7 separate regions of the Homo sapiens genome follow, and regions 2, 3, 4, 5, 6 and 7 are each linked to region 1. The links are chromatin contacts, found by Hi-C or POLR2A ChIA-PET in ENCODE. All regions are on one chromosome and are shown on one strand. Each heading gives the region's core, a stretch centred on a gene start or an enhancer-like site at or near the end of the contact. The rest is flanking DNA. Distances are from core to core; before and after follow the strand shown. Region 1 holds the start of LYST (lysosomal trafficking regulator). Region 2 has its middle 30 kb from the start of LINC03108. Region 3 holds the start of HEATR1 (HEAT repeat containing 1). Region 4 holds the start of MTR (5-methyltetrahydrofolate-homocysteine methyltransferase). Region 5 holds the start of LNCATV (lncRNA negative regulator of antiviral signaling). Region 6 holds the start of TOMM20 (translocase of outer mitochondrial membrane 20). Region 7 has its middle 16 kb from the start of LGALS8.

Region 1 (3,415 bases), core at 159-2,658:
TTATATACTGCTTAAATGAGTGATAAGTTCCCTGAGACATTTATTTCCTGCACTTGTTAGGGTTCAGTGAGCCGATATCCGGCCACTGCCCTCCAGCCTGGGCGACAGAGCGAGAATCTGTCTCAAAAAAAAAAAGATAAAAAATAAAAATAAAAGACTACCTGCCAGAGGAAGTGGGCAATCTTCGCCTAAAGATATGAACTGCTAATGGTTAAACATCAGACGTCAGAGAAGACATATTTTAAAGTGGGGAATTTTCCCCAAGAGCACCCTCTAAACCACATCAGTGGGCAACTTAACGCACTTTGCTTGTCATTGGGTTAGATGGGAGTTTGAGGAATTGGGAGTAACATTTGGTATATAGGCTTGGGACATAATATCCTGAATTATTTCTATTTCATAATTCCTGTGCAAAAAATTATGGGAGTTGTTGATTCTACAGCAATTCCTGTCAATTTGTAGATTATCTGCTTATTAATAGTTTGTATTGTTTGGCAGAACTTGAAAACTACCGAACGATTACAGTTCAGGCTTTTTCCCAGTACCTCTGGCGTTGCTGTCTCAGTGACTAGGAGGTGAGGAGGGTGGCCCTTGAAATGCCAAACTGCCTACCGCAGCAGTCTGCCAGCAGCGTGCTGGGCCCAGAGCCGGGGATGCAGCCAAAACATCCTGGATTTTACCTACAGCTCCCACCCTCTGGAGGGACTGGTCTATTAGGGCATATGACACTGACAGTGCGCACTGTATACAAACCGTGTTTGAACAGGAGTCGGTTGGAAAATACACCACTGCACTGAATTACTTCTGCAGTGGCTTTGCAAAGCTCTTTTTGTTTCTTGAAAGAAGCCGACGGTAACCATTACAATATGGCTTTTTCCAGGTCCCAGAGGAAGGCTAGGGGTGCCTTGTGGGTAACCCTTTCTCCCTCTCCTGACTCCTTCCCGTTATTTCTTCTATCTTCATCCTCTAGACCTACACAATGGGACAGGTTGACAGTCTGTGTTGAATGGAAGAGGCGGACGATGCGCTTGTGTTTGGTGCTTCTCAAACGGTGCTCGCACTCCCCAGGGTCTGACGCAGCCCACTACGCAGAGCCCTGGGAGGAGGTGCGGACCCAGGGTACGACCCCCGACCGCTGAGAAACCCAGACCGGGCCCCGGCTGCAGCCCCGCGGGTCGGCCCGCCCCCCTGCCTTCCCTATTGGCTCGGCAGTTCCACGCGTCACGCCTGCGACGCCGGCGCTGCCCTCCCAGAGGAGGCGGGGCTTACACGCGCGAGGCGGAGCCAAGGGCGCACGCGCAGACGAGCGGGTCTGGGTCCGGACGAGGGGAGGGAGGGGGTGGTGTTCTCGGTTTCCTGGGTTACCTGGGCGGGCGGGGGTGGGGAGTGCGCGGCGGCGGCGGCAGCGGCGTCGGCTCGGGGTTCTCCGGGAGAGGGGGAGTGCGCGGCGGCCGCAGCTGCCACAAACCAGGTAAAGGCGGCCGCCGGGCGCCGACGCTGCCGGCAGAAGGTTCCGGGTCCCGGCCCCTCTGCGTGGCCTGGAGGGGAGGCGGTTTGGGGCTGGTGGCTGTCAGCCTGGGTTGAGGGCCGGGACCGCCGGGCTGAGGGCGCGAGGGCGCGAGGGCACTCGGCCTGACGCGCCAGCTCGGGGCGTCCTCTCTGGCTTCTGGGCTCTGGGACTTCTCGCGGCGCCGGGCCGCCTTTGACAGCCGCCGGGCCGCGGGCGGGAGCTCGGCTGGGCCCCTCTGGGCCATTGCAGCGGCCACTGGGCACTAACTTTATTTCGCAGCGCGCGGGGGGCGAGGTCGAGCAGGCTGACGGCGGTGTGTTGCTACCTTTATTTTATTTTTTGATCCTGTGCCGCTGCACTACTCAGCCCAGCTGGGCCCAAGCTGTCAGGTTGACGATGGGAGTTGACGGTTTCCGCGCCACCACCCAGCCGGTCACTCCCCGCGCTGTTGCCCTGCGGCGCTCGCCCACCTGTCACCTACACCGTGCGCCTCGGTCCGCTCTTTCCTCCTGTCCGTGACACCCTTTGACTGGGCGAGAGCCTCTCTTTCCAGGGGATCCCCTGAGACATCTGCCGTCTGTCTCCGGTATCACTGGAGCCTGACTGAGATGCCCCTTCGCTTCTGATGAGTTAAATAAGCTGGGAAATTACCCGAGAAGACCCCGGTACCACAGTGTAAAGCCCAACGAAGGGGTTGTTTAATGGTCCAGGGGATACAGAGGCTTTAAGAAACGTTTCCTTAACGCTAATTCTTATCTGGTTAAACAAAACATAGCAAAACATCCCCGATCCGCTCGGCAGACCATACACACCCAGCGACGGCACTTGATAGTTAATGGGGTTTGTTTTAAGCAGATAGAAAATTTTAAGGGAGTCGAATCTTGTGTTGAATGCGTTCGTGTTGAATTTGGGCCAGTGTTTCCTTGAAGATCAAATGCAGGTTGCATTTTCCTATTGTTTGTTTAACAGATTGATAGGACAAACTGAATTAGACTTTTCTTCCTGATGATTCTTGGCTCTTCTGCGCTATTATTTTAAAATTCCACGCCTAGATTCATCTATGCTAATAAAGATGTTGACTTTAAGCTTTCAATTTATAGATGTAGTTGATTAATATGGGGTATCTGTTTTAAAGAGCTTTGTTAAGTGGCCAACAACTCTTTTTCTGATAGCTCTTTGCTGTCATCCATATTGTTACTACAAAGATTGGAGAATTTGAAGAAGAGAGGGCATAAGGAAAAATGAATTGCTGTAATTTGCATAAAAATACTTCACAAACTATATAATTATATATATGTATTTAGTAAATATTTATTGAGCACCTACTGCGTGTCAGATACTTTTCTAAGAAAACATAAATATCTGCTCCTTCATGGAGCTTATATTCTAGTGGGGACCTCAGATAATAAACAAATAAAATATGTGCTGTGTCAGATGGTGTTAAGTACTACAGAGAAAAAGCACGGAAGAGGGAGGGCAGGGAAGAGGGAGGGCAGGGAACCGGGAGAGGTTTGCAATTTTAACTAGAGGCAGCCAGGGAAAGCTTCCTAGAAAAGATATCATTTGAGCCAAGACCAGAAGTAAGTGAGGGGTAATCCATGTACCTCTCTGAGGGAAGGATGTGCTAGCAGAGAGGAAGGCAGAAGGGCTTGCAGAAGCCCTGTGTGCTGGGCTTGTTTGAGGACAGCAGAGAGGCTGATTTGGCTGTGGTGGAAAAAGCAAAGAGGAGTAGAAATAAAGTCAAAGAGGTGAGTGTGGTGGGAGATTAGACTGTATAAGGCCTTGTAGGCCCTTTTAAGGACTTGAGTTTCTACTCTCAGTGGAAAGGGGAGTCCACTCTTTGAGTAAAGAACCTTACCTTTTATTTTTAGTTTTGAGTCAGGATCTCACTTTGTCTCCCAGGCT
Region 2 (3,887 bases), core at 315-2,814, 860 kb after region 1:
GTTTTTCTTTATTTTCCTGAGTGTGGCCACCAGTGGAGTGTCCTGGAGAGCCCCAGGGGTGCAGTTCAGCAGCAGGACAGTCAGTCCCCCATCGGCATGGAGATGGAGTGTTCTGTGTGTGGATTGACCCTCTGGCGTCGTTGTTCCTGTTCAAACATTGCCTGTTTCTCTAAGGGGAAACATGAGCATTGGCGTTTCCTTTCTGGGTTGGAGGTGGAGAATTTCATCCCCACCCTACTCTGCGGATTCATTCCGTTTTAGTTGTCTGGCTTTGCCCGGGGCAGAGGCTGCTGACTGGTGAAAGCACCCTCTGAAAGCAAGTTTTTTGTTTTCTACTGTCCTCTGACCTTGGGACGGGCTATGATAGTCCTCAAAACCCTCACAAGCATGGTTTCCATGAGAGCCTTGCAACATTCCCTTGAGCCGGGCAGGGCAGGCAGCCATGTGGACATTTTAGAGATGAGGAAAGTGGGGCTGTGGCCAGACTCTTTGCGGCCAGACTCTTTCTGGCCAGGTTGTTCCACCTGGCTCTCCGGCTCGAGTCTGTCCAGCTTTCAGTCCTGCTGGTCTGTCTGCATAGGGGCTGCTTCTAGAAGACCAGGCGAGAGGATGTGGGTATGAGGGAGGAGCTGAGGCGCACAGGAAGAGCAGATGGCCTGTCTCTCTCCAGTATCTGCTAGTCACTACCTGGAAACCAGCAATGATGATGTAACCACAAGCATTATTCAGTGATGGCCGCCTTCCTTGTGTGGGTGGGACCGCAACACCGCCTGGGCTGGGGAATCCCATTGGTGACAACACAGCATCCTTTTGAGCTGACGCGGCAACAGATGCCCCAGACCAGCTCTGCGTCTGACAGCATCTCTGTGAAGCGTGTGCAGGGGACAGCAGACATCAGAGCTCTCCTGTAAATCACCTCCGCAAAGGCTCTTTGTGGTCGATTCACTGATGACTCATTTATAATCTGGTTTCAACATTGTGAGTCAAAATGCACCACTTTCATTAAAAATAACATTCACTGGGGTCTAACGGCTTTCTTTTTTCTGTTTTTTACTGTACTGTGTGGTTTCTGGATGGGAAGCTGTCAGATGGCAGGCGAGGTGTTCCGAGGGACTTGAGCATAATCGTGCAACGACTCAGGTGTGGATTGAACAAATAGTCCCGAATACCTGCTGTGGGTCCTGCAGACTTCTGGGCCATGGAAGTGTGTGGGTAGTCGGCGTGGGTGTGTGTGGGGGTGTGTGCAAGTATCAGGATCACCTGGGATGCTTGTTAAAAATACAGATTCCTGGGCTTCACCCCATATCTCTGAGGGTGGGGCCTTGTCAAATTCCTCAGGAGCTTTTTAGGTACAATAGAGTCAAGAGCCTTGACTCTGGGTGAGAGAGAATGGGAACTCCCTTCAAGCAGACCCTCCCTACAAACGGAGCAACCAGAGGAGAGGCAGGTCGACTGCAAGGCTGAGAGGGGTGGATGGGGGAGGTGAGAGAGGAAAAGGCAGGGGCGGGGGAACACCCGAGGTGGAGCGGGCCAACAGAGTCCCCATGGGAGAGTTGACTAAAAGCCCCGGCTTGATGCAAGGAACCCACAGTCTTTCTGGTTTGGGGACCAAATCTTGGGCATCCCCTACTTCCTTGGTTAAAAAAATTAAACATACAGAAACGGTTTAGTGGGCATTCTGCAGGGTAAAAAGCCCCTGCTGCATGGCCATGTTTTTATATTTTATGTTCTTTAGCAATGTTAGAAACTTCACTGGGAAAAGCACTTTAAAAAGATATAGTTGAGGGGAATGGGACGTGGGGAGTTATTGTTGAATGGGTGCAGAGTTTCAATTTTACAAGATGAAAGTGCCTGGAGATGGTTAGCGGCGATGGCTGTATAGCAGTGGGAATGCATGTCACACCACTGAACAACGTGCTTAAAAATGGTTACGATGGAGGCCAGGCACGGTGGCTGACACGTGTAATCCCAGCACTTTGGGTGGCGGAGGCGGGCTGATCACTTGAGGTCAGGAGTTTTGAGACCAGTCTGGCTAACATGGTGAAACCCTGTCTCTACTAAAAATACAAAAATTAGCCAGGCATGGTGGCGGGCACCTGTAATCCCAGCTACTCGGGAGGCTGAGGCAGGAGAATCACTTGAAACCCAGAGACGGAGTTTGCAGTGAGCTGAGATCGCACCACTGAACTCCAGCCTGGGTGACAGAGTGAGACGCTGTCTCAAAAAAAAAAGGTTAAGATGGTAAATTTTCTGTTATGTGTATTTTACTTACTACAATTTTTAAAAAATTGGAAAAAGAAAGATATGGTTGAGTCTGACTTGGATGAAAGTCTACAGGCCTCCTGCTGATGGTCTCAGCGGCTCCTGGGAAACTACCGTTTGTTTCAGCCATCTGTAACTTGATTTGTTGTTCAGAAGTTTGCCAAGACTTCTCCATGCAAAGCCAGGTGTAAGTTTAACCTGAGCCACGTGGGTCCCCCCACCTTTCCGCCTCCGATGGATCTTCTCTCCAAGGGCTCCGGTGCTCAGGCCCTCATAGCATGGGAAATCAGAAGGGATGTTTGGGTGGGAGGCTTGGCATGGAGGGTGGACATTTTGCTACAGATGGCCTTGCCCTCACGGAAGGCCATTGTTATTCCGCGTCTGCCCCCTGGCCGGGTCCAGCCACCTGAGCCTTCCTGAGCTCCCAGCTCTCAGTTGCAGCCAGCGCCCAACGCCTTCCTGCGGCACCTCCACAGACCTCGCCTCTTTGCCCTGACTCCTCTCATTCTCTGTTTTCCAGACTATCCCCAAGCCCTGCCTGTGGCTGCCTCCTCCCTCCATAGCATCCCTGCTCTGCCATGGCTCCCCTATTTGGGACAAGACCTTTGTGTGGGCCTCAAGATGTAGGCAGGTCTCTGCTCAGTGGCCCAGCTTTTGGTCGACACCTGCAAATGTGTCTAAAACTCATCTCAACCTCTTCCCCAACACCAGTCTTCCCTTTGATCCCACCCTCCATCTGCTCTTCTCTCAGCATTCCTGAGAGTTTCTGCAAGTTGCCCCAGCCAGAAACCAGGGTGCCAGGCATCACTCTTCCTGCCCGGTTCCCAGCTCCCACCAGCAGTGCCTCCTTGGCAGCTCTAGAATCCCCACTGCCTCTGGTCTAGTTCATGCCTCCATCACTTCTTCTCTGGACCACTGCAGTAGTCTCCTAAGTGACTGTAGCCATCTGAATAGTGGCCCCAAAGATATCAAGTGCCAATCGCCGGAAAACAGTGAATGTTACGCTACGTGGGAAAGTTTTTGCCAATATGATTAAGTTAAGGAATTCAAAAAAAATTATAAAATTGTGATAAATATATAACATAGACTTGACCAGTTTATTCATCTAAGTGCAGAGTTCAGTGGCATTAAGTATATTCCTATGTTGTGTGACCATCACCACCGTCCATCTCTAGAGCTCTTTTTGTCTTGCAGAACTGAAACTTTGTACCCATTAATAACTTCTATTTCTCTCTCTCCTCAGCCCCTGGCAACGACTCTTCCACTTTCTCTCTCTATGCATTTGAGTACTCTAGATACCTCATATTAGGTGGAATGAGGCCCGGCACAGTGGCTCACTCCTGTAATCTCAGTACTTTGGGAGGCTGCGGCGGGAGGATCATTTGAGCCCACGAGTTCGAGACCAGCCTGGGCAGCTAGTCAGACTTTGTCTCTACCAAAGATTTAAAAATTAGCCAGGTGATATGGTTTGGCTGTGTCCCCACCCAAATTTCACCTCGAATTGTAACTCCCACAATTCCTAAGTGTCATGTGAGGAACCCGGTGGGAAGTAATTGAATCATGGAGGCAGGTCTTTTCCATGCTGTTCTTGGGATAGTGAGTAAGTCTCACGACATCTGATGGTT
Region 3 (3,671 bases), core at 807-3,306, 740 kb before region 1:
TTTCTCAGGCTCCATAAGTCTTAGGGATGGGCTTTATGCCAACGTGCTGAAGCCAATATTATAGTGAGGGAATACAAGAAATAAACAGGTAAACAAACAGACAAATCAGGTCATTTCAAGTAGTGATAATGGCTATGAAGAAAATACCAGCTTGGTACATCTGTCCGTCAGATAAAAATATATAATTCAAGATTATTACATTTTTTTTAAAACCAAAGCTTTTTTTTAAAAAAAAATTACATTTATGAACATCTGACTTGTTTTCCTTTTTACTTTCCAAAGTAAAATTCGGCATGGCACTATACACCATCACAGCTGACATAGGAAGGACTGAGTCAAATCTTTGTAGCACTTTTTCAAGTTTCACTTAAATAAAGCTTTTAAAAAATATATAGGGTATTTTTTAAGCAAAAAAAGCAAATTATCTTATCAATGAAACAGACCTGGTGTTCATTTCTTTTAAAGTACCGAAAGCTGATTGCTTCTGTAAAGGTAAAACTCCTGTGACATGTTAGAAAGAAAAAAAAAATTCCTTTGAGAGATATGTTTGTAAGAATGAAATAGGTACTACTAGAATTTTCATGTTATTCTCTGCAAGGCACTCAACACCACATGAAAAGAAGATTATTAACAGTCAGTAGAAATACTAATAACTGAAGAAAATATTTGGTTGTTTTAAATGCTTTTAAAGCAAACCAACAACAAAAGATTCTGTTTGTAAATGGGAGAGAATCTGCATGAGGTATAGACAACCAGGGCCTCCAAATTTGTAGCTGTGTTTCTGACATTCTCCAGGGAAGACGGTTACAGAAAGACTTGACCCCCTGGCCCCGCAGAGCTCTTCAGAGAAATTAATGCATCCAGAAAAGACAGAGCATCAGATCTCACTCCTTCGTCTGGAAGACGTCAGTTCATCCTAGTTCTAGCGCATACCGGTGTTTTGGAAACAGATTAGCTATATTCATACATAAGGATACTCTTCCGCAACACTATCTGTAGTGAGGCCAAGACCAGTGGTTGCGGGAATCTTCGCAAACAGGCAAGAGACAATTTTTAGGGGCGATGGAAACTGTCATTTTGACTGGGGAGGTCATTACACCTATACATGCATTTGCTAAAAGTCATCAAACTCTTCCACTGACGTGGGTGTAACCATTGTTTGTAAATTATACCTCAACAGGATTCGATTAATTTATTTATTGAGACAGTCTCGCTCTGTGGAGTGCAGTGGTGCAATCTTGGCCCACTGCAACCTCCGACTCCCGGGTTCCAGCGATTCTTCTGTCTCAGCTTTCCTAGTAGCTGGGATTACAGGCGCCCGCCACCACGTCCGGCTAATTCTTTTATTTTTAGTAGAGACGGGGTTTCGCTATGTTGGCCAGGCTGGTCCCGAACTCCTGACCTCAGGTGATCAGCTCGCCTGAGCTTCCCAAAGTGCTCGGATTACAGGCCGCGCCTGACTATGATTCGTTTTGAAAGAAAAAAATATATGCCATTTACCCCTCGGGAATGGAAACATAGAGGAGTGACAAGATCTCCCCCAAGCTCTGGGGCGGTGGAGTCCAGCATTTATAGATCGGTTTGCACTAGGAGCAGAAGCTCCTTTCACGACAATCTCGGCCTCTTCCCACTTTGTAGAGTGAGTAACAAGCTCGGAGAGATGAAATAATTTGGTGGCGTTAACCCGGCCGACAGGCGCCAGCGCCAGGATTTGAACCCAAACCACGTGACTTCACAACCCATAGCTTTCAACACTACGCGGTGCTGCTGGCACCTAGTAAAGGCTGGATCACTACTGAATGAATGATTCTGGCTACGGATCCTTAAAGCCCACAGAAGGCCCATCCAGAGACCGAAAGCTTCAGACACAAGCCGCAGAGCAGACCGCTAAACCGGAGCTACAGAGGCGAAGCTCAGACTTGAGCCTGAGTCCGGCGGGCTGAGGGGCGGGCTTTCGTCTCGGGAGGCGGAGCTGTCTCGTCGCATTCCCGGCAAGCTTGAACCTCTTCACTTGCCGTAGCGCCTGCAGCAGGAAGTTGCTCTACAGCATGCCTTAGGTTTCCGGGTGAGGGTTGGGCTCCTTGGTACCATGTGGGAAGCGCTGTGAAGAGTTGTTGCCTTCCAAGATATACCCAAATTCCCAGTTCCAGGTAAGCGGCACAGAGCCGCTTGATGTGGCTGCGGATGGGGGCGGCATATCGAGGGAGGGTAAGAGTTTTCCGGATATCTGCGGAATCAGGGTTGAAGGAAAGCCTTGGCGCGGTCGCCGCTACTGTAATTAGTTGTTAACGCTGCTGCCATCGTCTTTGCATCTCCGGGGTCCACAAATCTCAGGACACCCGCGTTGTGTGTCCATGACGGTGCTGAGTGCAGAAGAGAATTGTTTGTTTACGAGGCGCCTTATAATTTCGTAGAAACTTATCAAAGTGCTTACGTTTTTTTAGCCCGTGTCATTAAAACTCCGCTGGCGTGAAAGATGACGTCCTTAGCCCAGCAGCTGCAACGACTCGCCCTCCCTCAAAGTGATGCCAGCCTCTTATCTAGAGATGAAGTTGCTTCTTTGTTATTTGACCCTAAGGAAGCGGCCACAATCGACAGGGACACCGCCTTCGCCATTGGTGAGCCATCTTTTAACTTAGAAAAGCTCTTGGAAGCGTTTGTTTTCTGGATGTTACTGTTTTTTTTTTTTCCCCTTGTTTTCTCTTCTGTCCCGTCCTCTTCCTTAGCAGTTTCTAGCATGTTGATGTATATTTTTAAGGGAAAGAGAACATAACAGTCAGGTGCTTGGTGCTTGAAATGTTTATGAGTAGAGGTATCTGGATTTCACAGATGAAGAAACAAAATTAGAGAGGTCAACTAATATGTCAAAGAGAAGAACAGCTAAAAGGGGGATGGAGGCAGTGACTGGGGTGACGGAGAAGTCCTCTCAGAGGACTGGCCTAGTTATTGTAGGGGATATCCAAAAAAAAAAAAAAAAAAGTGTTCCCTGCCACGAAGTACTTTCTGTTCTAGTAGATGAGATAGGATTTACTCTAAAAGTTGAAAACTAGAAATCAGTGTTTGGGACTGTATTATAAATTATATGTACTTAAAGAATTCAGAAACTTCTTAGGGGTAAGTAAAACTGTAAAAGAGGGGTGGGATGAATTTGCTTACGAAGAATTGTTAAATAAACTGGCCTTTTTTGAAATTTAGGATGTACTGGCCTGGAAGAGTTGCTTGGAATTGATCCTTCCTTTGAGCAGTTTGAAGCACCGTTGTTCAGTCAGCTAGCAAAAACCTTGGAGCGAAGTGTTCAGACCAAAGCAGTAAACAAACAGTTGGATGAAAACATTTCATTATTCCTTATTCACTTGTCGCCTTACTTCCTGCTTAAGCCAGCACAGAAGTGTCTGGAGTGGTTGATTCACAGGTAGCTAATAGAATTACAGAAATAACTATGGGTTAATCACTTTGGTCTTGTAAAAAATTAAGTAGTTGAGAACTTATCAAATTAAAGCTGAAAAATTAGGTATATTAAGAGATTGATACAATGTCCATTGTGTGAGATAAGCATGCTCTTCTGCCTTTAAATTCTTTTTTGTTGATAGTGAAAAGTAGAACTACTGGTGATTTTGAGTAAATGGTCTAACCTCATTAGTTTTTTTTTGAGATAGAGTCTTGCTGGGCAC
Region 4 (3,562 bases), core at 515-3,014, 930 kb before region 1:
ATTCAACAATTTTCCTTTCAGTTTATTTTTTTTTTTTAAATCACTCACTATTCACAGTATTTTAAGTCTTCAGTGGCATTTTGCTCCTGATAATGACACCTAAATTCAGATGAAAGGGAAATAACTTTACTTGTTTAAATTAAATGGGAAGGGGGAGGCCAGAAATCATGAGTAAAAGATGTTTTCCAAATAAATATGATCTCCCTATGATCATTTATTCAATAAGATATAAATCTCTTATAGGGAGGTTTACATTTATTAATTAAATATTAAATATAAATAAGATGTAACCTCATTACATCTTATTTAATATATTAAATAACATATAAACCTCTCATAGGGAGGTTTATATCTTATTTAATAACAGCAGTGATGTGTTTCTCAGCCACAGTTCCACTAGTTTCAAGAACAATTATATCAGTCCCGTTATCAGAACCCAAGAATCAAGAGAGTCACCGGTTAACCTCTGATAAATTTCCTTGTGCGTTACGAATTTAGTATTCCCCCTCTTCCTGAAGCTAAACATCCCCACTATGTGATAGGATATTTACTGTTTTGTACTTATCACTAATTCTCGTTTCTACATCTCCTCACCCGTTTTTACGGGTGTATTTGTCCTCAAATTATAATCAGGCATGACCTTAGAGATCTAGAGCTCGTTATAAAGCTAACATTACGTTCAGTTCTCGTGCTAAACTAGCTTTTTCTCACTGTTGATCCCAGGGCCACCAACATCAGAATCGCTTGAAATTACTACCTCCCATTTCGGTATCTGGAGGTGGGGTCTGCTCATCTATTTTAACATAGTGAGTCTATGCATATTGCAGTTTTGCAGCAGCGTGCGTAGAAGCAGAAAATAAAAAGTTCCATGTAGTAGTTTTAAATAGTTCTCTGAGTTTCCTCGTCTGTCTCTCCGCGCCTGAACTTTCTTTCGCAGTAGGTGCGCAATACATATTTACGAATAAGCGTCACACCATGCAAAAAAAAAAACTTCCAGAGGGCCCAGCTGGTTTATGCTGCGTGGAACTGGAAAGTTTAGTTACTGTGACGTTAAGAATGTGTTTCGGGGGCGAGGGGAGGACGCTTTTTGCAGGTTTTGATGGCTTGCCTGGGGAGAAAGAGGTGAAGGTCGGACAAAGAGTGGAGCAAAACACGTAGCCCTCCGGGCTCCTGCGCTAAGTTCTAAAGGTGCCGCCCACACGCGGGGAAACACCGCCGGGCGTCTCCCGCCGCAGAAGGGAATCGCCCCAGGGATTAGGAGGCCACAGCACGAGTTAAGAAACACAACCCAACCACGCAGACGGGGTCGCAGCGTTACCGGGTTGCGACAGGTCTTGGAGCGCGGGTGACATGTTGTCGAGTCTCCTCCTTGCGCAGAGGGCGCGGCAGAGAAGACGTGCTCTCCACAGGTGACGACGGCCAAGGGCCACGCCAGCCAGCGCCAGGCGAGCCTGCCACACAAGGCCCGGGTCTTTTGACGCCTCCCGTTGGCTCGCGTCGCGGGGGGACTGCGGACCCCGAAAGCCCGCAGCGCCCTAGGGCCTCTCTCGGGGCTGGGCGCGGCAACTGCTGGAGCACGTGCTTTCTTCCCGGGTACCCGGCCAGTCCTTGGTGTCGGCCTAGCAGCCAGACACGCGCGGCCAGAGGCGGAGTCGCGGGACGGCACGGAAAAGGACCCAAGAGAAAACCGGCAGAGGAGGACGACGTGACATCCGGCTCTGAGCCCCGCAGACATTTAGAACCTTTCAGAGCGCGGTTAGTTCTGCGCTCAATCTATCCTCGGCGTGGGAGGTCCCGCCCCTTCCGGCCTGTGATTGGTCTGCCCGAGCTCCTCGCAGCCGCATTGGCTGTCAATATCAACCAATCACCTGCTGTTTAGCCCCGGGGCTCTCTGGGAGATGTAGTCCCGCTCCCCAGTTTCCCGCGGGAGCTTTTCGCGTCTCTGTGTGCCCAGGATCCGGAAGTGTAAGCCTAAGTGGCCCCTCTAAGGAAAAGTCACAGCGCCAAGTTCGTGCTGATCTCGACACGCTGTGTGGTGTCGAGCCTGAAATTTTAGTTCCGTTTTGCTGTTGACTTGCGCTGGGCAAGACAGTTAACCTCTCAGTCTCCACACTCTACAAACAAGAATGATAGGATGGTAGTAATTAGAATTTTTTAGGGTTGTAGTAGGCGTTAAATGAGATCGTTTGACCGCGCTATGAAAACTCTGAATTACCATATGGGGGTGTTAATTGTAACTTATTGACAGTAAACATATATTGAGCACCTACTATGTGTCAGGCATTGGGGCACACACTTGGAATGCAAAATCAGACAAGCTACATCGCACCCTCACGTCCTTGGAGGAGGAACTCACAACCTAGTTAGATTAATAATTGAACAGGGAAAAAAGAACCACATACATTTTAAAAGAGCTAGAGTATTCAAAGGGGCCAGGGAAAGGTTTCAAAGAAGAATCTGGGTCCTGAAGGAAGAGTGGTACCAGGTAAGGTTGTTCCAGTCAGGAGAAGCTCCCTGTGTACAACACAGCACTTTAGGGAATTCTAAAATAAAGGGCAGCTCTGTAAGGCCGAGCATGGTAGATGTGAGAAAAAGCAAATTCATCTAGAAAAATCTCTGTAAGGCTGAGCATGGTAGATGTAAGGAAAAGCAAATGCATCCAGAAAAATAAAAACTATAACCAAATTATGACATTTACTAAGCTTTAAAAAAGGCACAAATTTGCATGCCATTCTCATTTTATTGTATGTAATTATACCTCAATTTTGAAGATTTGAAAAATTATTATAATGCGTATCACATTCTTACCAAGACCATCTTACCAAAGATGGTCTTACTTGGAAGGTGGGGGGAATGGAGTAGGTGAGAGAGAATGCAACAAAGAAGGGAGGGAGGAATGAGATGGCCCTAAATAGCCAAAAATCTTAAGATTATAAGGGCTAGGGTGAGAGTAGGTGAGGGATAAACGACTACACATTGGGTGCAGTGTCCACTGCCTAGGTGATGGGTGCACCAAACTCTCAAATCACCACTAAAGAACTTATTCATGTAACCAAACACCACCTGCTCCCCAAAAACCTATTGAAATAAATAAGTTAAAAAAAAAGAAGAAGAAAAGGAGGAAAGAAAAAAAAGCAAGGTCTTCTATGCTGAACTTATTAAATTATTTATCCAGGCTTGATAAATCATGATGGTTTTCTCATATTTATTATTATGTTTATTCATTTCTCAACTCCTGAGTTTTTATCTGCAAAAAAAGAAGTAGTGAAATTTAACTGTGTAAAGATGCACCTGTCTAAAAAAAAAAAAAAAAGATTATAAGGGCTAGTTGTTTGTTTGTTTGAGACGGAGTCTCACTCTGTCGCACAGTCTGGAGCGCACTGGCACGATCTTGGCTCAGCTCACTGCAACCTCCGCCTCCCGGGTTGAAGCTAGTTTTTTAATTATCATGTATCCCTCAAAGTTTGTTGACGTGTTTCTTGAAAAATGATCTTTCAGGCACCTAGTCGGCAACTGTCCCCCATTCACATTCTCTTACTGGAAATTCCAGGAGTTGTGTGCC
Region 5 (3,703 bases), core at 1,091-3,590, 900 kb after region 1:
ACGCCTGTAATCCCAGCACTTTAGGAGGCTGAGGCAGGTGGATCACTTGAGGTCAGCAGTTCTAGACCATCCTGGCCAACATGGTGAAACCCTGTCTCTACTGAAAATACAAACATTAGACAGGCATGGTGGTGGGCACCTGTAATCCCAGCTACTCGGGAGGCTGAGGCACGAGAATTGCTTGAACTTTGGAGATGATGGAGGTTGCAGTGTGCTGAGATTGTGCCACTGTAGTCCAGCCTAGATGACAGAGCAAGACCCTGTCCCAAAAAAGAAAAAAAAAGTTTAAAATGAGCTTTAAAAGACTGGCTTACAGGCTGGGTGTAGTGGCTCACACCTATAATCCCAGCACTTTGCGAGGCTGAGGTGGGCAGATTGCTTGAGTACAGGAGTTTGAGACCAGCCTGGGCAACATGGTGAGACCTTGTCTCTTAAAAAAAAAAAAAAAAGAAAAGAAAAGGACTTGCTTACAATATCTCTCATGCTTGTAATTGGAGGTCATACCTTCAAGAATAACTACAAAAGCTTTTATTTTTCTTTGTATTAAAAAACCAAATCAACAAAAACTATTCTTCCAGACAACCTCTATAAACGTTCCAAACTAAAATTCATGAGATTCCCTTCAGAGTATTTTGTTGTTCCAAATAAAGAAATTCTGTAATATAAAGAGCTTTTTAAGACACAGATATAAGGTGATGCCTTATACTTGCCTATCCATCCTATTTTTCTCTATGCTTTGCTGGTCTGAGTAGACAGGGTTGGTAATGACCCCAAATGGAACACTTCTCTAAGTGATGGGAAGATCTCATGCAGTGTCCTTCATCAGAAGTACCCATTACCTAGTGCCCTTGTTGGCACTGGAGCTGGAAGGCTCAGGATAGCAGGGAACAGGCAGCCCACAGTCCTGGAAGCAGGCCTGGTGGCACAGGCCTGGGTATGGAGTGTCAGTGGTGGCAGAAGAGGGGAGTCACTGTTTTCTTCATTAGTTAATGCCTCTCCCCTGGAGGGAGGGCAAGAGCTATGGTCTACACAGCCAAAGTGAGAGGGTGGTTGAGCAATTCTCCAGCAAACTCAGGCAAAATCAGGCAAGCATATTTAGGCCTAGAAGTCCTGGTTACCACAGCCTAAAGTGATAGGGACAGAAAGTGAAAGGAACAGAAAACCAGTCTGTATTTGTTTTATGTGAATTTTGGAGCAATGGCTTTTCCAAAGGAGGAAAGAAGAAGTTATTCTTTTTAAAACACAGTTGAAGAAGAGGATGCTTTTCCTATGGACATAGTAGGCCATTTACCAACGAGTTATTAAGATAAAAAATACCTACTGGGCCTGTGTAGGAAGCCTGGAATTCTCTTACTTTATTGTATTTTCCTCTAAGGATATATTGCGTTATTCCACAACAGGCTGGTCATAATCTTTGAGAGATTTACTTCTGAGACTTTTTGGTGTGGCTTCATTCACACTTCACATTTCCTAAGAGAGACAATTTTGGCTACTTTGAAAGAACCCTCCCTCAAACATAAACATCACAGCATCCTGACTTTAGAGTGTCTGTCTCAACATTTCAATGTTAGAAGGTTTATTGGAATGCAGACAAATAAAATAAGATAAATAAAATCTCAGTGTGCTTAAACTGAGAGCAGGTTCTTTTTTGGAAGATGTGCGTGTGTGTGTGTGTGTGTGTGTTGATGAGCTAAGTGTTGATTATAACCCAAAAAGACGGAAAGTGTGAGATTAGATAAGTGTCTGCTAGATCCATTATTGCTGTGTGCATTCTGTGAAATGGGCTTAGAGTTCACTGGTTGTAGCTGCAGGATAAAGTTCACTTGTTGTTTATTCTCAGTCTGATTAGGCCACCATTGAAAACAGAATGTGAACTACTGTCCAGAAGCCCTCTGTGAACTTCAGGTCTGCCTTAGGAGGGACGCTTCCAGCGAGGGAGCGCGTGATGAAGTCTGCAGGCATTGCTGGGGCAACGCTAAGTGGCCGCTGGCCAGGGTAGAAGTTAAACCAGGAGATGGCTGTCAAATGCAGTTGTTAGGTGTGGCACATCTTTCTCAAGCTGCTGAGCTGAGCAGGAAAGAGAGACGTTTGTTTATGGATTTATCTCATCTATAAGACACTCTTATTAGATGAACTCTATATCAGTTCTATGTAGAACTCTGTACCAGTTCTATAAGGCACTCTTTAATCTGAATCTTTTTATTTGCTCAAGAGAAAAATAAGTCTGACTTGCATCCCATTGAAGATTTAGATTGCACTGTTTACATCTTTCACCTGCGCCGCGGTAGCGTCCTCTACCGATGCTATCCTACGTTGATTTTTCCAGCAACCTGGGAAGCAACCTCATAGGTGGTTTGGGATGTCTTTTGGCTGTGCTTAAAAATTTCCAACAGATTTGCTACACATCTTAGGATAAATATGTTTCCTGTGAATTGTGATGATTTCTTACAGTACATTTGCAAGCATGTGTATGCATCTGCAGGAAACATAGCCTGGCTCTGTGAAGGAATACTGCTGTGACCGCAAAACTGTTTCTGTAGAATTTTCTCCGGTGTGGTCATCCTGCCTTCAGGTCAGTGAATAGATGGTGTTTGGACAGCGTCTGGCACAGATACTTTAACCTTAAAGCTTAATGTATAACTGGTATTTTTTCCCCCTTCTGTGTCAGCAATTGGCAACGGGACACTGTAAATAAGGATTCTGGTTTGTAAATGGACGTCTGTTCCTCCAGGGGAGGGGAAGGCTGGAGTAAGCAGTTTTGAAATTCATGCTGCAAGTGATAAGATAATTTGAGTAACCTGTAAGACCTGTGGATTCACAGGTTTCAAAAACAGGAAAGTCTCTTGTTTGAAAACCCTCTAAAGCAACATGTGGGCTTAGAAAAGAAGCCGGCTTGTGGTTTGGTGATTGTACTTCCTTATTGATATAATGGCCGCTGACGCAAGGCCTCCTGGGATTGCAGCGCGGTGACCGCAGGCCTGACGGTTACCCTGACCGGGTTCTGAAACAGCCCGGGGCTTTCAGCACAGATGAGAAGTCTAAAAATTTCCCTTTTCATTTCCTCTCTTGTGTGACTTTGTCATTTTTAAAAAAACTGGTCACAGAAAAGGGAATTTTGCCCATGCTTTTAAGGAGTTTATCTCGACTGAGTAGCTTCCCCGCCACTCCTCTAAAATCCCTCCTCAAAAACCCCAAGTTAAAAAAAAAAAAGATCTATTCTTGTAGATTTTTTTTGTGTGGGTCTATGTTTCATTCATCTGCTTTCAGGCTGGATTTATAACAAGCAGAACTTTTAAAACGGTATGATTTTAAAATAAAATTAAAAAAAAAACACGCTGAGATCTTTCCATAGCTTTGGCTTCTGGGAGTTGAAAGCGCAGGTACGTGCTACATCTTCTGGAAACCTAACCCTCGCACGCCAAGCGGGAGGCTCTTTTGGTCAAATACTCCCAGGACTTATGCTTGAGTTCTGAAATAAGTGAAAGCAGATGCCATTCCTGTGCGACATAGCTAACTGACCGCAGCCCAGAAAGTTCTGTTGGCTAGCTGTGTGGGGGCTGTCTTAAGCCCTGAAAACATTCTGCATCAGAACTCAGCTTCAGAAAGGGGTTCCTGCTCTCCTGTCTGCCCTGGAGATAGTCACGCATGACAGCTTGTGGGCTGACTGAGCATTTAGGCAGCTGCTTTTCCTCTCTCCCTCCAG
Region 6 (3,724 bases), core at 1,096-3,595, 740 kb after region 1:
TCCGTGTGTGCTCAAGTTCTTGATTTCCTTGGCATGAAGCAATGAACCTTGGGTATTACCCCAAACGATGTCGCTTCAGTATCTCACTTTGTTGCCCAGGCTGCTCTCAAACTGCTGGACTCAAGTGATCCTCCCACCTTGGCCTCCCAAAGTGCTAGGATTACAGGAGTGAATCACTCATCAATTCCAAGGGGCTAGAACTCCCAGGAACTGGGGACAAAGGCCAGCCAAATTCTTTATTATGCAACCTCGTGTTACTGGAAAAGGATCCAGATCCAGACCCCAACAAAGGGTTCTTGGATCTTGCCTAAGAAAGAATTTGGGGCCAGTCCACAGAGTAAAGTGAAAACAAGTTTATTAAGAAAATAAAGAAGATCACTCACGGTGGCTCATGCCTGTAATCCCAGCACTTCGGGAGGCCGAGGTGGGTGGATCACCAGATGTCAGGAGTTTGAGACTAGCCTGGCCAACATGGTGAAACCCCATCTCTACTAAAAATACAAAAATTTGCTGGGTGTGGTGGCACATGCCTGTAATCCGAGCTACTGGGGAGGCTGAGGCAGGAGAATCGCTTGAACCCAGGAGGTGGAGGTTATAGTGAGCCAAGATCATGCCACTGCACTCCAGCCTGGGTGACAGCAAGACTGTCTCAAAAAAAAAAAAAAAAAAAAAAAAAAGTGAAAGGTTACTTTGTAGAATGGTGCATACCCTAAAGCAAGAGAAGGAACATGTCCACCTTAGGTACAAGGCTTGTTTGTATTGAACAGCAAAAAAATGAGGAAGATGAGCTCTACTCCAAGAGCTTGTGACAAAGGATTTTTTGTGTGTTTGTTTTGAGACGAGGTCTTACCCTGTCACCCAGTTTGGACTGCAGTGGTACAATCATAACTCAACTGCAGCCTCAACCTCCTGGGATTAAGGGATACTTCCGCATCATTCCCCATGTAGTTGGGACCACAGGTGTGTGCCACCACGCCTGGCTAAGTTTTTAATTTTTTTGTGGAGACAGGGTCTCACCATGTTGCCCAGGCTGGTGTTGAACTCTTGGGCTCAAGCTATCCGCCCATCTGGGCCTCCCAAAGTGCTGGGATTACAGGTGTGAGACACTGCCTGGTCTTTGTCAAAGGACTGTTAATCCTGTGTAACTACTGTCTTCTGCAAGGATCAATATTATCTTTAAAGGGAAAATTAAACTAAGAATGCTTTTGTTCTTAAGATATCAGGACATCAGGACATTTCCTGGGTCTGTTAGGTAAACATTATTAACTTGTTCCCTTCCCTGTAAATATCCTGTGACCAAGAATGCCAAACTTCCTGGGAATGTGCCCCAATAGGTCTCAGCCTCATTTTACCCAGCCCCTATTCAAGGTAAGGTAGCTCTGGTTCCAATGTCTCTTGACACTGATGCTTGACTTCGATACCCCTCAACTTACAGTGTCTGTTTAATGCCTGCTTTCTGCCCACGATTTTCCTTGTCAATATCTTAAGTTAGATCATATATATATATATTTTGTTTTTTTGAGACGGACTCCTGATCTGTCACTCAGGCTGGAGTGCAGTGGCTCGATCTTGGCTCACTGCAACCTCTGCCTCCTGGTTCAAGCGATTCTCCCGCCTCAGCCTCCAGAGTAGCTGGGATTACAGGCCCCGGCCACCATGGCCAGCTAATTTTTGTATTTTTAGTAGAGACAGGGTTTCACTATGTTGGCCAGGCTGGTCTCAAACTCCTGGCCTTAAGTGATCCGCCTGCCTCGGCCTCCCAAAGTGTTGAGATTACAGGCGTGAGCCACCGCGCCTGGCCTGATCATGTGTATGTTTTCGTGTGGCTATAAAACAATTCACGTTTTCTATTTTTTCTTCAATTGTGTATATTTTTCAAGAAATTACTCCATTTAATTTTATTCCAGTTATCATAAAATGAGGCTATCCTGTAACATTCTTTTGAAATGGAACCACTACGCACAATGGATTGTGGCAACCTGAAAAGAAAGTACAGTTTAATTCAAACAAGTCACAGGCTGCCTGTGTTAGACAAGATGAAGCATTCGCAGTCTGGGACCCTGCATCTCTGTCTGCCACAAACAAGGCTGTCAGCTAGTCTTCTGAGTACGTGCACGCCAGTAACGCGTACGCCTCGTTACAGCATGGTCGGCGGATATGAAAAAAAGTCCGTGGTCACGTGCAAATTCCCGACTCCAGTGCGTACACCCAGCGGCGCAGGGGAAACGCCGGCTTCGCCCACTGCGCAGGCGCAGGAGCCGCGCTCTGGGCCTCTGCTCAGGCTCTGCCGCGGACGACCTCGAGGCCCTTAGTTGACTGGGACCGGAAGTGGCGTGTGCTCGGCCTTTCTGTGTTCCTGGCCCGCGGCCGTCGGGTGTGAGCTGCGCCGACCGCTCTGAGGGTTCGTGGCCCACCGCTCCTTCGCGGTCCCTGCCGCCACCGTCCACGCTCAGCGTTGTAGAGAAGATGGTGGGTCGGAACAGCGCCATCGCCGCCGGTGTATGCGGGGCCCTTTTCATTGGGTACTGCATCTACTTCGACCGCAAAAGACGAAGTGACCCCAACTTCAAGAACAGGCTTCGAGAACGTGAGTGGGTCCTCTCTCCCCTGGCCAGGCTTGCTGCCTTCGGCCGCCGCCCTTCACAGGAGGGGTCATTGCCTCCCACCAGCCTGTGGGCCGCGCAGGGCGACCGCGTGGTGCGGCCCTCAATAGGCGATGGCGCTGGCTGCGCCGCTCCGGGGGCTCTAGTGCCCCGTAGGAATTCCATTTTGGAGGAAGGATTTTTCCCGTTTTGTTTTCCCCAGACACTTTAGCCGTGCAAATGCACTCTTGATTTCTGTTGCAATCTCGGGTGTGTGTGGCCTGGGGAGGAGGTTGTCTCTTTTTTTGTCGTTCATCTTTTTAAACCTCTACTCTTAACTAAAAAGTCGTGCATTTTTGTCGCAAATTTTAGTCTGAGGCTAAATCCGCATGCTCAGTGCAGTATCATTGTTGCATTCTTTTTTTTGAGACGGAATCTCGCTCTGTCGCCCAGGCTGTAGTGCAGTGGCGCGATCTCGGCTCACTGCAACCTCCGCCTCCCGAGTTCAAGCGCTTCTCCTGCCTCAGTCTCCCCAGTAGCTGGGATTACAGTCGGGCGTCACCACGCCCGGTGATTTTTTGTGTTTAGTAGAGACGGGGTTTCACCGTGTTGGTCAGGCTAGTCTCGAACTCCTGACCTCAGATGATCCGCCTGGCTCATTGCTGCATTCTTAAACCCTCTTGGTAGCTTCGTTCTAAGTGCTTCCAAGATATGAGTGAATGCTATAGAAATTGCAGGGGAGTCCAAAGGGCTGCGCTTCTCCCGTGGCTCAGTCTTATTTCATACCTGCGACATCTTTTAAGAGAGGTCTACCAGAGGGGAATCGTGTCATGAAAACCGTTGTGATCCACCTTGAATTTTCGGAGAATCTTCATTCGCATCATTGAAGAGCAAATTTGTTGCAATAAGAAATATTTTTTGGCTTATCTTGGTTGTTCAGCCAAATTAGTTTTTGGAATTAAAATTGATACGTAAGTTACTAAAGCCCAAGGGGTACAAAGAAGGGATTATTGTTTACTTAAGTAACAGTGGTTACGGTTTAATTCAGCTATACTAAGTCATTTCAAGTGTTCAGTAGCCCTGTGTGAGCAGTGACTGCAGCGCTGATCTTACTAGCACTAAGAATCAGACATCTAGTTCCA
Region 7 (3,695 bases), core at 944-3,443, 640 kb before region 1:
TCATGTATACAAAAGAGTAACTATGAAGCAAGACAGCCCCATTCCCTGTGAATATTCTTCAAGGAAAAATCCCAAAGATTTGAGAAACAAAATTGTGCATGGGCACTCCTGCAGTCATTTAAAGCTGGATTCATTTAGAAACTAAATGTTTTGAAAGAGGTGGAGGCAATGAACCTTATAACCTAATATAACCCCAAACCAAACACCCAAATGTCTTCTTCCTTTCAACTTCTGCCAACCCTCAGTGACAAACTATAGGAAGGGGGACATAAAATGTAATTTTATCCCAACAAAGATCAAAAAAGACAAAGATGGGCATTACATAATGGTAAAGGGAGCAATTCAACAAGAAGAGCTAACTCTCCTAAATACATATGCACCCAATACAGGAGCACCCAGATTCATAAAACAAGTTTTTAGAGACCTACACAGAGACTTAAACTTCCACACAATAATAGTGGGAGACTTGAATACCCCACTGTCAATATTAGACAGATTAACGAGACAGAAAATGAATAAGGATATTCAAGACTTGAGCTCAGCTCTGGATCAAGTGGACCTAATAGATATCTACAGAACTCTCCCCCCCGAAATCAACAGAATATGTATTCTTCTCAGCGTCACGTGGCACTTACTCTAAAATCGACCACATAATTGGAAATGAAACATTCCTCAGCAAATGCAAAAGAACTGAAATCGAAACAGTGTCTCAGACCACAGCACAATCAAATTAGAACTCAGTATTAAGAAACTCACTCAAAACCACATAACTACATGGCAATTGAACAACCTGCTCCTGAATGACTCCTGGGTAAATAATAATGAAATTAAGGTAGACATCAAGAAGTTCTTTGAAGCCAATGAGAACAAAGGCCTGCGGCCAGACATCAGGGTCCTTCTCTGTGTTAGTGCAGTGAGCACTTAATTTCACTGTTTGGACATTTTCCTTGGTTATCTGTCTGTGTAGCCACAGATATCAAAAGAACCTAAACTCCTCCAGCCACCTCCCCAGACCCTATCCCATGAAACTCACACTCTTCTTTCTAGGATGGCCCCCGCCCCACCACCCTGTGGCAAAGTAAAATGTTGCTTTAAAAGACAGAAGCTCCAAACCAGCTAATACTTAAAATCTGTGTACCATCCCATCTTCATTTGGGAATAAGTAGCTTTAAAGTTAAGTTACAAGACTGGGCCGGGCGCGAGGGCTCACGCCTGTAATCTCAGCACTTTGGGAGGCTGAGGCGGGTGGATCACGAGGTCAGAAGATCGAGACCATCCTGGCTAACACGGTGAAACCCCGTCTCTACTAAAAATACAAAAAAAATTAGCTGGGCATGGTGGCGGGCGCCTGTAGTCCCAGCTACTCGGGAGGCTGAGGCAGGAGAATGGCGTGAACCCGGGAGGCGGAGCTTGCAGTGAGCCGAGATGGCACCACTGCACTCCAGCCTGGGCAATTGAGCGAGACTGTCTCAAAAAGAAAAAAGATACTAGCCTGAGCAACATATTGAGACCCCTGTCTCTACAAAAGTAAAAATAAAAATAAAAAATTACTCGGGGTGGTGGCATGCGCCTGTAGTCCCAGCTACTCGGGAGGCTAAGGCAGGAGGATCACTTAAGCCTGAGAGGTCAAGGCTGCAGTGAGCTAGGACTGCACCGCTGCACTTCAGCATGGGTGACAGAGCAAGACCCTGTCTCTAAAAACAACAACAACCACAAAAACAAAACCTACACGCATTTGCTTGAGATCTTAGCCCTTTGGAGCTATTCAGGCAAAAATTAAAATTTTTGATTTTATAAGATTCCTAATGTCTGTCTCTGCTAGAATACAAAGCTGCATGGCTCATAAAATTAGTTAAGAAATCTGTCATCTTTAGGTATACTAATTTTGTCCCAAGCTAGTCCAATGTGTGTTCTACACATTTGTCACTTCTTTTGGGCTGACCTACATTGGCAAGATTATACAATGCATGTGTATGCATAGGAAAATAATGACCTCATCCTAAAATATAGTACTGTGATAAGCAGGCTTCACAGCTAGGGAGGTATTTATTTAAGTATCTAGCACAGCAGAACTACACTCTAGCTAATCTGTGAGGGAGGATATCATGTCCAAATGTTTAACATTCTTTCTGGCTATTTAATCTAATTTAGAATTCTTGGCTTTGGCAGCAGAGCACCCTGCCAAGAGATATAGCAAGCCCTAGCAAAACGCCTGGCTCCACTCTACCCACTAGTGTGGGCAGGAGGCTTCATGGCTTCCCTAAATGGCCCTAGATTCCTCTTCCACCTTCATTCCTCTCTGCCAACCTTGAAATGTAATGTTTTATTTCATCAAACCAAAATTCAGCACTGGGCCTGAGGATCTGCCCAATTTACACCTTGATTTCTGTCTGGCCCATACTTGCTCCTGCCTTTTTTTTTTTTTTTTTTAAGATGAAGTCTCGCTCTGTCACCAGGCTGGAGGGCAGTGGTGCAATCTCGGCTCACTGCAACCTCCACCTCCCGGGTTCAAGCAATTCTTCTGCCTCAGCCTCCCGAGTAGCTGGGATTACAGGCTCATGCCACATGCCCAGTTAATTTTCGTATTTTTAGTACAGACAGGGTTTCACCATGTTGGCCAGGATGGTCTCGATCTCTTGACCTCGTGATCCGCCCACCTTGGCCTCCCAAAGTGCTGGGATTACAGGCGTGAGCCACCACGCCCGGCCTGCTCCTGCCTTTAATTGAGCAAGGTGAGCTGTGGCCCCTCTGCTCATTAACATACTGCTTGCTTAGGGAATTTGGTCAGGAGCCACCAACGCAAAGACATTTAATTGCGATTGTACTTTCTTTTCTTTTTTTTTTTTTTTGAGACAGGGTCTCACTCTGTCATCCAGGCTGGAGTGCATCGATCATGTCTCACTGCAGCCTCATCCTCCTGGGCTCAGAGGATCCTTCCACCTCAGCCTCCCAAGTAGCTGGGAACACAAGCATGCACCAACCTGCCCGGCTAACGATTTTTATTTTTTGTAGAGATGGGGCCTCCCCATGTTACCCATGGTGGTCTCGAACTCCTGGGCTCAAGCGATCCCCTGCCTCGGCTTCCCAAAGTGCTGGGATTACAGGCATAAGCCACCGCACCAGGCATTGCAATTTCACATTTAATTGGATATACAATTCCTGTTCTGCTCATGAAACCTGAGCGAGCCTTTAGACATTTCTAACATTGGATAAATTACTCGTTTCATTCAACTAGAAAATCCAAGGGCTGCTTTCCATTGCAATGGAGTTTTTGTAGTTATTTGCTATTTTTAATAAAACCATTTTTACTATACATTTTTTAATACAAAGCCAATGCGTATTTTCACTATAGAAACAATGTAGAAACAAAAGAAACACTATTGAGTATCAATAGTCCCTCTCACCCAGGGCAACCACAAAGAATGAACATCTTTATATGTCATTAAAAATATTGTACTTTTGGCTGGGCATGGTGGCTCACACCTGTAATCCCAACACTTTGGGAGGCCAAGGCAGGCGGATCATAAAGTCAGGAGTTCGAGGCCAGCCTGGCCAACATGGGGAAACCCCGTCTCTACTAAAAATACAAAAATTAGCCAGGCGTGGTGGTGGGTGCCTGTAATCCCAGCTACTCGGGAGGCTGAGGCAGGAGAATCGCTTGAACCCGGGAGGTGGAGGTTGCAGTGAGCTGAGAT

The links. Hi-C counts contacts between places; a loop is a spot of excess contacts on that map. ChIA-PET counts read pairs that join two places held with the same protein, here RNA polymerase II (POLR2A). Pooled maps may share reads with other maps.
Region 2: a loop to region 1 is called in a pooled map, with 8 times the contacts of the local background. The contact joins the enhancer-like site here to the promoter of LYST in region 1. A Hi-C loop is called at or near these places in 10 of 50 pooled maps. POLR2A ChIA-PET finds 5 or more read pairs at or near these places in 2 of 52 experiments (activated CD4-positive, alpha-beta T cell and activated CD8-positive, alpha-beta memory T cell).
Region 3: a loop to region 1 is called in a map of CD8-positive, alpha-beta T cell, with 25 times the contacts of the local background. The contact joins the promoter of HEATR1 here to the promoter of LYST in region 1. A Hi-C loop is called at or near these places in 2 of 168 maps with a recorded cell type or tissue (CD8-positive, alpha-beta T cell and naive thymus-derived CD4-positive, alpha-beta T cell) and 6 of 50 pooled maps. POLR2A ChIA-PET finds 5 or more read pairs at or near these places in 1 of 52 experiments (B cell).
Region 4: a loop to region 1 is called in a map of OCI-LY7, with 15 times the contacts of the local background. The contact joins the promoter of MTR here to the promoter of LYST in region 1. A Hi-C loop is called at or near these places in 6 of 168 maps with a recorded cell type or tissue (B cell, CD4-positive, alpha-beta T cell, CD4-positive, alpha-beta memory T cell and 3 more), 4 of 37 single-sample maps with no recorded cell type and 16 of 50 pooled maps.
Region 5: a pooled map shows a loop between it and region 1 (5-fold over the local background). The contact joins the promoter of LNCATV here to the promoter of LYST in region 1. A Hi-C loop is called at or near these places in 4 of 50 pooled maps. POLR2A ChIA-PET finds 5 or more read pairs at or near these places in 2 of 52 experiments (OCI-LY7 and activated T-cell).
Region 6: a map of dorsolateral prefrontal cortex shows a loop between it and region 1 (4-fold over the local background). The contact joins the promoter of TOMM20 here to the promoter of LYST in region 1. A Hi-C loop is called at or near these places in 1 of 168 maps with a recorded cell type or tissue (dorsolateral prefrontal cortex), 2 of 37 single-sample maps with no recorded cell type and 12 of 50 pooled maps. POLR2A ChIA-PET finds 5 or more read pairs at or near these places in 1 of 52 experiments (HEK293).
Region 7: a loop to region 1 is called in a pooled map, with 3 times the contacts of the local background. The contact joins the enhancer-like site here to the promoter of LYST in region 1. A Hi-C loop is called at or near these places in 1 of 168 maps with a recorded cell type or tissue (naive thymus-derived CD4-positive, alpha-beta T cell) and 4 of 50 pooled maps. POLR2A ChIA-PET finds 5 or more read pairs at or near these places in 1 of 52 experiments (PC-9).

Annotation. Positions count from the first base shown.
Region 1 is chr1:235,864,899-235,868,313 of GRCh38, reverse strand. It overlaps LYST (lysosomal trafficking regulator), which reads left to right and starts at 1,408. Exons shown (of 53, transcript NM_000081.4): 1 at 1,408-1,471. RefSeq lists silencers at 941-1,240, 1,291-1,710 and enhancers at 1,831-1,930, 2,301-2,350.
Region 2 is chr1:235,008,933-235,012,819 of GRCh38, reverse strand. No RefSeq gene overlaps it. Among named protein-coding and RNA genes, the nearest start is that of LINC03108, 30 kb to the right of the region's middle. RefSeq lists enhancers at 47-226, 437-506, 173-673, 624-918, 517-1,106. Within about 2 kb of position 1,564, at least 26 of the 41 ENCODE cell types and tissues checked have a DNase peak (open chromatin) inside an H3K27ac peak, as active enhancers do.
Region 3 is chr1:236,602,901-236,606,571 of GRCh38, reverse strand. It overlaps HEATR1 (HEAT repeat containing 1), which reads left to right and starts at 2,056. Exons shown (of 45, transcript NM_018072.6): 1 at 2,056-2,150; 2 at 2,445-2,618; 3 at 3,196-3,412. The coding sequence starts at 2,477. RefSeq lists an enhancer at 1,856-2,115.
Region 4 is chr1:236,793,494-236,797,055 of GRCh38, reverse strand. MTR (5-methyltetrahydrofolate-homocysteine methyltransferase) reads right to left here and starts at 1,764. Exons shown (of 33, transcript NM_000254.3): 1 at 1,319-1,764. The coding sequence starts at 1,352. RefSeq lists enhancers at 1,159-1,348, 1,449-1,738.
Region 5 is chr1:234,962,636-234,966,338 of GRCh38, reverse strand. LNCATV (lncRNA negative regulator of antiviral signaling) reads left to right here and starts at 2,340. Exons shown (of 4, transcript NR_125945.1): 1 at 2,340-2,572. RefSeq lists enhancers at 2,692-2,741, 2,762-3,061, 2,375-3,574.
Region 6 is chr1:235,127,458-235,131,181 of GRCh38, reverse strand. It overlaps TOMM20 (translocase of outer mitochondrial membrane 20), which reads left to right and starts at 2,345. Exons shown (of 5, transcript NM_014765.3): 1 at 2,345-2,587. The coding sequence starts at 2,467. SNORA14B (small nucleolar RNA, H/ACA box 14B) reads left to right here and starts at 3,245; the gene lies at 3,245-3,379. It overlaps LOC105379283 (a long non-coding RNA gene), which reads left to right and starts at 2,981. Exons shown (of 2, transcript XR_949295.4): 1 at 2,981-3,553. RefSeq lists enhancers at 2,068-2,167, 2,398-2,617.
Region 7 is chr1:236,505,894-236,509,588 of GRCh38, reverse strand. No RefSeq gene overlaps it. Among named protein-coding and RNA genes, the nearest start is that of LGALS8, 16 kb to the left of the region's middle. Within about 2 kb of position 2,193, at least 4 of the 41 ENCODE cell types and tissues checked have a DNase peak (open chromatin) inside an H3K27ac peak, as active enhancers do; they include PC-9, where a contact is called at or near this core.